Regions from separate parts of the Homo sapiens genome. Here region 1 is linked to region 2. The links are chromatin contacts, found by Hi-C in ENCODE. All regions are on one chromosome and are shown on one strand. Each heading gives the region's core, a stretch centred on a gene start or an enhancer-like site at or near the end of the contact. The rest is flanking DNA. Distances are from core to core; before and after follow the strand shown. Region 1 holds the start of NUS1 (NUS1 dehydrodolichyl diphosphate synthase subunit). Region 2 holds the start of MARCKS (myristoylated alanine rich protein kinase C substrate).

What was found. Hi-C counts contacts between places; a loop is a spot of excess contacts on that map. Pooled maps may share reads with other maps.
Region 1: a map with no recorded cell type shows a loop between it and region 2 (8-fold over the local background). The contact joins the promoter of NUS1 here to the promoter of MARCKS in region 2. A Hi-C loop is called at or near these places in 2 of 37 single-sample maps with no recorded cell type and 7 of 50 pooled maps.

The regions. Positions count from the first base shown.
Region 1 is chr6:117,672,134-117,676,764 of GRCh38, reverse strand. It overlaps NUS1 (NUS1 dehydrodolichyl diphosphate synthase subunit), which reads right to left and starts at 1,296. Exons shown (of 5, transcript NM_138459.5): 1 at 680-1,296. The coding sequence starts at 1,094. LOC101927919 (a long non-coding RNA gene) reads left to right here and starts at 1,481. Exons shown (of 3, transcript NR_110854.1): 1 at 1,481-1,668; 2 at 1,930-2,118; 3 at 2,683-3,952.
Region 2 is chr6:113,854,439-113,859,673 of GRCh38, reverse strand. MARCKS (myristoylated alanine rich protein kinase C substrate) reads right to left here and starts at 2,329. Exons shown (of 2, transcript NM_002356.7): 1 at 1,827-2,329. The coding sequence starts at 1,928. RefSeq lists enhancers at 2,248-2,297, 2,085-2,628, 2,629-3,174, 3,445-3,494, 3,515-3,574 and 1 more and silencers at 453-782, 4,365-4,574.

The DNA of each region.
Region 1 (4,631 bases), core at 47-2,546, 3.8 Mb before region 2:
CAGAATGGCTAAAATTCCAATATCCTCATTCCGATCTTTGTGGCCCCATTACGATCTTGTGGCCTTGGGCAAATCAGTTAATGTTTTTAAACCTTGGCAAGGGTATACAAATACCATCTACATTACTGCAGTATTATAACGAATAAGAGATTTTTTATTTATTTTTATTTATTTATTTACTTATTTGAGACAGAGTTTCGCTCTTGTTGCCCAGGCTGGAGTGCAGTGGCGCGATCTCGGCTCACCACAACCTCCGCCTCCCGGGTTCCAGCGATTCTCCTGCCTCAGCCTCCCTAGTAGCTGGGATTACAGGCATATGCCACCACGCCCGACTAAACTTGTATTTTTAGTAGAAACGGGGTTTCTCCATGTTAGTCAGGCTGGTCTCGAACTCCCGACCTCAGGTGATCCGTCCGCCTCGGCCTCCCAAAGTGCTGGGATTACAGGCATGAGCCACCGCGCCCGGCCAAGGGATATTTTTAAAATGTTAAAAAGCTACTGAGTCAAATCCAGAGAATTAGTAGGTGTTCAATAAAGCTGATCTCCCTTCCTCGAAAGCGCTAGCGCTGTGATTTGCAGAGAGGCCGCGGCAACTCGTGCCATGGGCACCACCCGCCAGACCAGCGGTCTAGCGGTCCAAGACGCCTCGGCCACCCCCCACCACCGCACCGGGCCTCACCTTGGTGGTCGTAGACGCTAATGTAGGAGATGCCCACGGCCATACACCACACCACGAGGCTCGCGATGTCCGAGAAGCTGGGTTCCTGCTCCACCTCGGTGATCACCAGGCCCATATGCACAGGCAGCTTCTCCAAGGAACGACCGTCCGCGCGCCAGCGCATCCGGTGGTGTGCGGCTGCCAGGCACGACCCCCCGCGCGGGTGCCGGTGGTGACGGCGGTTCCTGCCGACTGCCGGGGGCTTGCGGAGCGTGAAGCCGAGCGGCGCTAGGACCGCGGCAGAGGCGGCGCGGCAGCAGCGCCGCCAGATCCAGTTCCAGGTGCCGAACCGAACGCGGAGCCAGGAGGTGAGCGTGCGGTGCAGACAGAGCAGCGCGTGCAGCACCCGCCACACCAGCTCGTACAGCCCCGTCATACTCTTGTGGCCCTCAGACACCCCCTCTCCCTCCCGCCCACTCCCGCAGCGCGACGGCTTTTTATCCGCCCCTGCGGCCGGCGCGGGCCATCGCTCCGCGTCCCCCCGCCCCCCGAGCCCGAACCCCTTTCCACTGCCAACACCTCACCTCGCCCCCGCCGCCATCTTCCTCCTCCCTTGGCAGCCCCGCCCCCAGTAGTACATGGACAGTTCCGATTGGCCAGCGTGGAATTCTGACGCGGCTTCTGGGTCCGAGAACGTGGCCCGTTCCGGCGCAGTGAGGGAAGGCGCACGCCTGCGAACTAGCCGGGCCGATACCGCGGGCGCCCCCTGGTCGCGTGGAGGGCGATGAGCGAACGACCCGGGACTTGTCTGAATGGGACCCCAGCAAGGCACACGTGGTCTTCAATGCGATGGGCGCTTCCAGGGGACCCGGCGTCCCTTGGGTCCAGGAAGTCTTATACTGTCTCCTCTCACGGCCCCGACAGAAACGGTTTCTGAGGAGTAGAAGTGTCCTAAGTGGATTGGAAATTACAAATGCCGGAAAGAACCTAGGGATGGAAAGCAGCCCTCAGTAAGTGTTGATGCTGGGAATCCACCAGGGTTTCCAAAAGTGTCCTCAAAGGCTGGAGTGATCCTGCTACTGTCCTTTATTCAGCCTCCCGGCTGAGGCTGGGAGCGAGGCTCTTTAGCCATGTTCCTGAAACACCCCTCTACCCATGTCATTCTCATCTAAGGTATCCTTTCCTGGCTGTACATTGCTTAATAGAGGCTCTACAGCTTGGCAGTCCAGTCACTTAATTCTTTTTTTTTTTTTTTTTTTTTATTCGGCAAGACTTTGACCAACCGCCGTGGGTTAGGTTTACAGTGGGGAAAAAAAATAGAAATTGTGCCTGACTTCAATGACCGCCACTATTTGAAGCAAACTGCCCATCCAAGCCTTATCATCCCCTTTAACACCCTAATGTTTCTGTCCATGTGGACTTCGACGTGGTCCTCTAGAATGGTTTTGTACTTCCCCGCGGTAAGTCTGTACTGTCTTTGCCCTTTTTGTTCAAGCTCTTCTCCTGAATTCCTGATTCCCGACTTGGTATTGCCGACATTCCAACCCATTTCTCAAGGTTTATCCTACATGCTACATCCTCTATCATCATATATATGTGTGTGTGCAACAATAATATTTATATTATTTGCATTTATATTTATATAAGTATATATATAAAGATTAGGGAGGTATTACAAAAATGCAACTGTACACATACACACGTATACACACATATTTACACACGTGTGTGTGTGTAAACAGTTGCGTTTTTGTAATACCTACCTATTCTTTGTTCGCTAAAGCCTCTTTTTCCCCCTGGGAAACATCTGTTCACGTCTTGGCTATGTGACTTAATTTTTCTAACATTGTCACTTTTTCAACTAGTCTCATTTTGGTTTCTAAGACTCATTTAACTTTACTTTAAAAGTTGAATCTCATGTCCATCTCCCTTTCGCAGTGCAATTTTCCTCCCTTTGGCAGTGCAGCCTGAAGAACTGAGGGCTGGGCACCAGGCACACCCTTCACACACTTCTTTCTCTCCAGGTCTCCTCTGCGGTAGCTCCTCTGATGATGGACAAAGAAGGAGAGGCGAAAGGCCATGATCAGGGAAGCCTACAGTCTTCTTCCTCACTGCCCATTGCTGTAGTTTATGCAGCTACATGATGCTTGTTAAGGAAGCTCCCTAGACACCAGTGTCCCATTGAGATTTGGCCACGTATTCTGCAGACCCCACCCCACCCCCCATGCCGACTATGTTGCCACATTTCTCTACCGTACTCATTTCTTTGCCCCAATGTCTATCCGTTCTGACAAGATTAAAGACATCAATCTCATGTTCCCGTGGCCTGCTCTCAGGTGTGCAGGCACAAACAGGCTCTATCTTCTGTATTTCTTTTTTCCTTTTTTTTTGAAACGGAGTCTCGCTCAGTCGCCCAGGCTGGAGGGCAGTGGTGCGATCTCAGCTCACTGCAGGCTCCGCCTCCCGGGTTCACGCCGTTCTCCTGCCTCAGCCTCCCGAATAGCTGGGACTACAGGTGCCCGCCACTACGCCCGGCTAATTTTTTGTGTGTTTTTAGTAGAGGCGGGGTTTCACCATGTTGGTCTTGAACTCCTGACCTCAGGTGATCCGCCCGCCTTGGCCTCCCAAAGTGCTGGGATTACAGGCGTGAGCCACTGCGTCCGGCCCCTGTATTTCTTTGAATTGCAAACTTAAGCAAAAGGATTCTAGCCACATGTCCATCTGACACACTCACATGCAGATCCTGGCGTCTCTCCCCAGACATTTGCTTGCTTTCCTCCTAGAGTTTCCTCCTAGTAGCAGGTCCCCTAGCTCCCAGGATGTTCAGCCTCCTAAAGAGTGGTGGGGCGGCGGTACCCACTTTTCTTCTCTGTCAGCTGTCAGTAGGCTAGGGATGGAGGGTCTCATACAGAACAGTTCTCTGGGGGCCTTGAACCAACACAGTTCTTCCCCTTTTCTCACTTGTAGTTCTCGAGAATAACTGTAGAATGTGTTGGAATGCAATATACTATAGACAAGGAGGAACTGACCAGAACAGCCCAGGCTCTGTTCCAGTCTCTTCTAGAAATAGGATGTCCTTCAACTAGTACTAGCCCAGCACATCCCATTGCCCTGTAGTAAAAACTGAGAGCAGACTGCTTTCTGGGGTCCCTTAGTTGCGGTGCAAGCAGTGCACGAGCAGATGAGACGCCATCCTCCCTAAGAAGTTTTCCTCGGCCTTGGGAGATATGGTCATTATGACATGCTTCTGTTGTCCCTTGCTGCCTGTCTGTAAGTAATAAACCCACTTCGTGTAACTTGTGTGTGAGTGTTCTGCGTCACTGGACACTGGATATAGGAAAAGTGCAGTCCAAAATGCAGTGGGCTGAACCGGTAACCAGTGCACAGTGAACCTGCTTTGCATCTGGTGGTTGCTGTCAACTTCAGGCTGCTTCACTGTTCTTAGAAGGAGGTGGACTCAGTGCCTTTTGTTCTCAGCCACAATTCTGGAATAACAGGAAAGCCACACTGGATGTCTTGCTCTGGACATACTTGGAATCTTAAGTTTATGGAGTTCTCTCTCTTCTAAAGATTTTCTTCTTTTGTCATTTCAAAAAAGCAGTAAATGTGGCACATTTAGGAACTTAGGGGTTCTGAATATAATGTTTGGATTTCTTAAATACCATTTAACCTTCCACCCCAAAATTTTATGAAGCACAGGAAAATACAGAAAGAGTTATCCAGCCTCAGACTCTTAAGCCCAAAACACTATGGGGATGGTATTTCATTTACTTTTCAGTTTACAAAATGCTTTACATTATCTTAATCCTTACGACCACTGCTACTTTTACTGTCTCCATAGTTTTACCTTTTCCAGAATGTTACACAGTTGGAATCACACAGTATGTAGCCTTTTCTTATTGCCTTATGTCACTTACTAATATGCATTTAAGCTTGTCCATGTCTTTTCATGATTTCATACCTCATTTCTTTT
Region 2 (5,235 bases), core at 1,080-3,579:
AGAGAAAGCGGGAGCGTCACTGAAGCGGCCGGGGCGCCGCCATTCCCGCCCCCAGCCCTGGACCGGGAGTGCCCCGCTTCCCCCTAAGGCCCCTGTGGCCATCGAGACCCCACCCCCGCCGTTGTGGGGAGGGAGGCGCGGGTGGATGCCCAGAAGAGAGCCCCACGAACGAGGAAATGGGCACCGCTGCCTGGAGACCCCCCGAAAACACAACTGTAGCCCCCAAGTACGGCAATGGCCTCCCAGCCATTCAGCAAGTGCCCTAAAGACGAAGTCCGAAACGTAGCAAGCAAAGGCTAACCATGCCAGCCCTCGCTTTATCGGGGGCTTGGGGGAAAAAAGGTGCCAGGGACTAGTTGACACAGCAAACGCCCTTTGGAAGAAGGCACAGAGCCAGAGCTGGTGGTTCGCGCCTACGTTTCACATCCCTCTTTCGCCCTAAATACATAAAGGCCTCTTCAAAATACCAGGAATTCCCAGGGGGATCACAGCACTCGAGCCAGGAGCGCCCGCGCGGGGCCCTCCGAGCTCCTGCGCCCACCCAGGCCTTTGGCACCGGCAGGGGGCGCTGTGCCTCCACCGCGCCGCGTTGGGCGCAGGCAGGCGAGGAGGGGCGGAGTCGCCGGGCCACCCCGCCCTGCCCAGCCGGGCCCTGCCCGCAGGCCGAGGCGCCCCCGAGCCCGGATCGCGCAGCCCAACAGTCCGCAAACAAAGCTCAGGTGGTTTCCTGGCCTGCCGGTCGGGCTGAAACCAACAAGGCAGGGGGAAACCCATTATTTCTGAGGTCTCGCCTCTGCTTCCACGCCCACCTTCCCCTGCGATTCTGCGAAGCCTGGGCGCGCCTCGGCGGCTCATTTTGCATTTTTAACGGGTTTAAAGCCTCTTGGCAGACCTCGCTTTCCCCAGTAGGTTAGAGCAGGCGAAGCGACACGATCTCTTCTCTAGGAAAAGAGGCGTGGTGGGTGCCCAGTGTTTGCGAAGCAGCCACCCATGGCCGACCTCTCGGGTCCACCCAATCGTGGCTATCTGCCTGGGTCCGGGCAGCGCCGGGCGGCCCCTCGCGGGTGGTCGAGGCGCCACGCACAAGAACAATCCCGACCGAAAGGCACGAACCGCCTCTTTTTGACCATCTGGAAAGGTTCTTAAAGGACCCACCGAGTGTTCCCACCCCACAGATACCATTTAAAAATCAAATGGATGTGTAATTCCACAGACAGCTACGAATAAAGATTTAGGACAGTGGGAAAGCCTCATCAAAAGGTACCGAAGCCCTCTGTCTGGCCCCAGCCAGCCACCTTTCCAAGAACCCAGGGCACGCCGCCGCGGCATACAATAAGACAGCCTTTCCCTCCTCGCCTTTCTCCACCACCATCCCCATTGCGCCCCCCTTTCCCGACTCCCCCCCCCGCCACACACAATCACACCACCAGTTCAGAAATCTCGAAGACAATCCAGCTTCGACAACAAACCCGAGAGACACCCAAACACCATTGTGCCCCCAAACACAAATGAAACCTGGCTGGGGGCGGGGGAAGGAGGGCACCTAGCTAGTCACGTTCTGCCAATCTCCAAACCACGCCATTTTAGACGATTTATCACTCCTTTCCTCCCGTCTACTCAAGAATTCTCCAGGATTCTAAGGAACCACTCCTTTGGTGTGGGGGGACCCCGGCTATGAAAAATCCACAATTTAGGCTATCCATTTCCATTCAACTTTCAGACTAGAATCCAGCCACACTCCTCTCCACGAATGAGCCTTGGGAGCCACCAGGAGGGAAGGAGAGAAAGACACGAAATAAATGACCACAACCACAGGTAGAATTTACCTGTCCGTTCGCTTTGGAAGGCGACGAGGCCACAGCCGCCTCCCCAGGCCTCTCCGCGGCGGCTTCTCCCTTCGCTGCGGTCTTGGAGAACTGGGCACCCATGCTGGCTTCTTCAACAAAGAAACTCAACAGATCCAAGAGGGGAAACAAAGAGCCTCGGGTTGGTGTAACGACGGGGCGAGCAGCAGCAGCAGCGGCGGCGGCAACAGCGGCAGCGGCACACACACCGGAGGGAGGGGGGTGGGGGTGGTGGAGAGGACAGAACAGAACCGATTAAATACACTCCGGATAAAAAAATTTTAGTCGAAGAGATCAAAAAGCAGCAGCACAGGAGGGAGGGAAAAAGGGTGGAAAAGTCGAGCACAAAAAAAGGAGCCCAAGTGTAGTTCGAAAAAAAAAGAAGTAATAAAAAAATCCCAGATTTGTAGCCGCACTGTAGACAAGAGGAAAATGGAGAAATCTCCCTGGTTGCTAATAAGATGCGGGGTCCAACGCCCAAGTGCACAGATGAATGGGCTCGCGGGCGCTGACGCGGCCCCCGCGCGCGTCGGCCAATCCGCGCGCCGCACACAAAGCAGGGGGCGGGGTCTGCGCGCCTGGCGAACAATGGAGCCGCGCTTTGCAAACGGTTTGAAAATCAGCCTCAGACCGAGAATTAATGTCCTCCAAATAAATAAATCAATTAAAAAATACATGGCACTCGTCTCTCTCTGCTTGAAAATAATAATGCATTTCTTGATTGGCTTGCTTTGTTTGGAATTAATTAACACGGGAGGGGGGTACTTGTGCATCGGGGCGGAGAAAGCGTTAACTTGACTCGCATTGACTCTCGTCGGTCTATATCCGTGTGTCTCTCTCTCTCCACTCGCTCCCCTCCCCCATCTTTCCGTGTGTTTATGTGTATGTGTGTGTATGCGAGTGTTAAAGACAATGGTTGCGATTTGTGTGTTTGCAGCATGTTTTCTTTCTTTTTTCCATATTGGTTTTACAGATAATGCTCAGGGTTTGTTTTTTGAACTGCTGCAATGGTTAAATCGTCCCAAATTGAAAGGTATTTAAACCACGAAGATCGAATTTCATCAAGCGAGATCGCAAGTTAGAATTAGGTCTGTAGGCCAGATGTGGAAAATGCAAAAGCGGCAAACAGCGAAGCCACACTCCCTTCCCTCTCCCACATTGGCATGAAATAAAATATTTTGAGATTGGCCTTGGGCGCTCAACAAATTCCCCCTTCTCTGGCTATTCCCAATTAGTGATTTTTTTCCCCCACAATTCAAAGTGAGAGCCATTTACAGAAGATCGAAACTCTTCGCGTTTTATCACTGTTTTAAATGACATAATTTTCCTCTATGGTGAAATGAGACACAGCCTCGAGTAGACGAATCCATATTTACAGTTGGGATGTTATTCGCGTCAATATGGATCGTTTTCAGCCTACTGCCAGAATCGAATGGACTCTTTTTGAACGTGTGTGTGAGTGCGCACGCAGGCGAATGTGCTCCTGAAAGGAAGGGAGGCAGCAGCAACGATGACATTCTAAACCGGATTGCAGTTCTAAGGAGAAATGTTCTGTATGTTGAGAGATAGCAAGATCCCTGAGCTCTCCAAGTCTAACTTGGGTTAGAGGAAAACCTTCTATAATGGTACACAGGATACCTCCATCTGTCACTGCACTCCTTGCCACCGAAGTACCAGACGCTTTTTGTGCGTGAGAGACAAGGCACTGACTTAAAGTATGAGGGGTGAGGGGAACCAAGGAAACAGCTTAATAAGCATTTTCTTCCCAAAGTTTTCACTCGTGGCAAAATCAGACCACCTTTTCTCGTTTACATTTGGTGATCTTGCAAGGAATAATCTTTCGCTTATGAAGGTGAGAAGCAGTCGAGGGAATGGTTCATTTCTCCTGGTGCTGGCTCTGAATTCTCAAACAGTTTTATTTTCTGCTCATTGTAGGGAAATAGGTCACACTCTGAGTGAAAAAGACGGTTGGTTCAAGCCAGTAACTCTTTGTTCAAGCGTTGCTTTAAAAATCACCAAGCTGAACATTGTTACGTGAAGCTTCGTCTTCTCACTGTCCAGTTCCTTCAGATGCATTATTCGACCATGGTCATATTCCCCAGAGCTGATGTAAAGACGTTTCCGTAGAAATGCATCTTGCCAGCAAACGTGTTATTACCCTTAAGAGAGCCCGCTGGCCTGGCCCACGACCCCAGCCGCCAGGATGGACGCAAATCCCTTGTATTAGCAGTTCCAACTTGAAAAGCCAACTGGGCTGATCCGACACCACCATCCAGGCGATTCCCAAAAGCCCATTTAAGGCTCTTGATTTCCCCCCACCCCCAACGTGAATCATGCCCCTTCCTCCGCATCCCCCTCCTATTTTAAATTGGGGTGACTGCTAGCTCGCTTTCAGATTTTCTCCCAGACGCGTCCTTAGCCCTCCATTTGGGGGCTGCTTTTATTGCTCCTTTGTTACCAGGCTGCCGTGTAGCTTTCCCCCCTTTTCTTTCTGGTACGCCTATTTGCCTGGTATCGGCTGGTCTCCCTGGCAACGGCCGGGGAAGATTCGGAGCACTGGGCCGGGGAGGGGGAAGAGGCGGAGCCGGCGCTGGGGGGTGACGGTGGGGGAGACGGGGGCTGGGAGTGGTGGAGGGGAGAGGGGCCGAGTGAGAGACTGGGAGACAGACTGCGAAGCAGATGGCCGCGCGAGGGGGCGGGGTGCGGGCGGGGTGCGGGCGGGGCGCGGCGGGGGGACAGTCCCAGCGTCAGGGGCGCAAGGGAGCCAATCAATTCCCGCAGCAGCTCCGGGGCAAAAAAAAAAAAAAAAAAAAAAAAAAGTGTAAACACATAGATTCCCTCCCCACGAGCGGTCTCGGTCTCTAGTTTACAGTAGAAAGATGATTTCTTTTTGATACGCAAGCGCATTCTACGGTAGCTGGAAAGCCGACAGTCCCCAGCAAGTGGCAGGCGGAGGCTCCTTGGGGGCGCTGCCGGCGGCCGCTGAGGGCTGGGCCACCCTTTCCCCAACCTCCCCCAGCGACTAGCGTCGTCCAAGCAAGGGATTTCTTCAGCTTATAGGGAAGGGGGTCCCGGCGGAGGATGGGTGAGGAAGAACGGGCTGGGAAATGGGAAACGGTTGTGGTTCTTCTTGAAAACCTGCATAATGACAGGGAAGGAAGGCCAAGAACGTGGAACTAGTAGGGAAGCAGTACAGTGCAAGTGTGGCTCGCTCCTCAGGAGTTTGGTGTTCTCACACGCAGAGTTAAAGGTTTCAAATAAAGCGCCAAAAGTGTTTATATAAATATGACTAAAGAACCCAAGAGTTCATAGTGAAAATGTAAAACCGGTGTCTGTAACCAAATCAGCAGGAAGAAACGGTCATTTATTTTTTATTTGTACTCCACTTTCA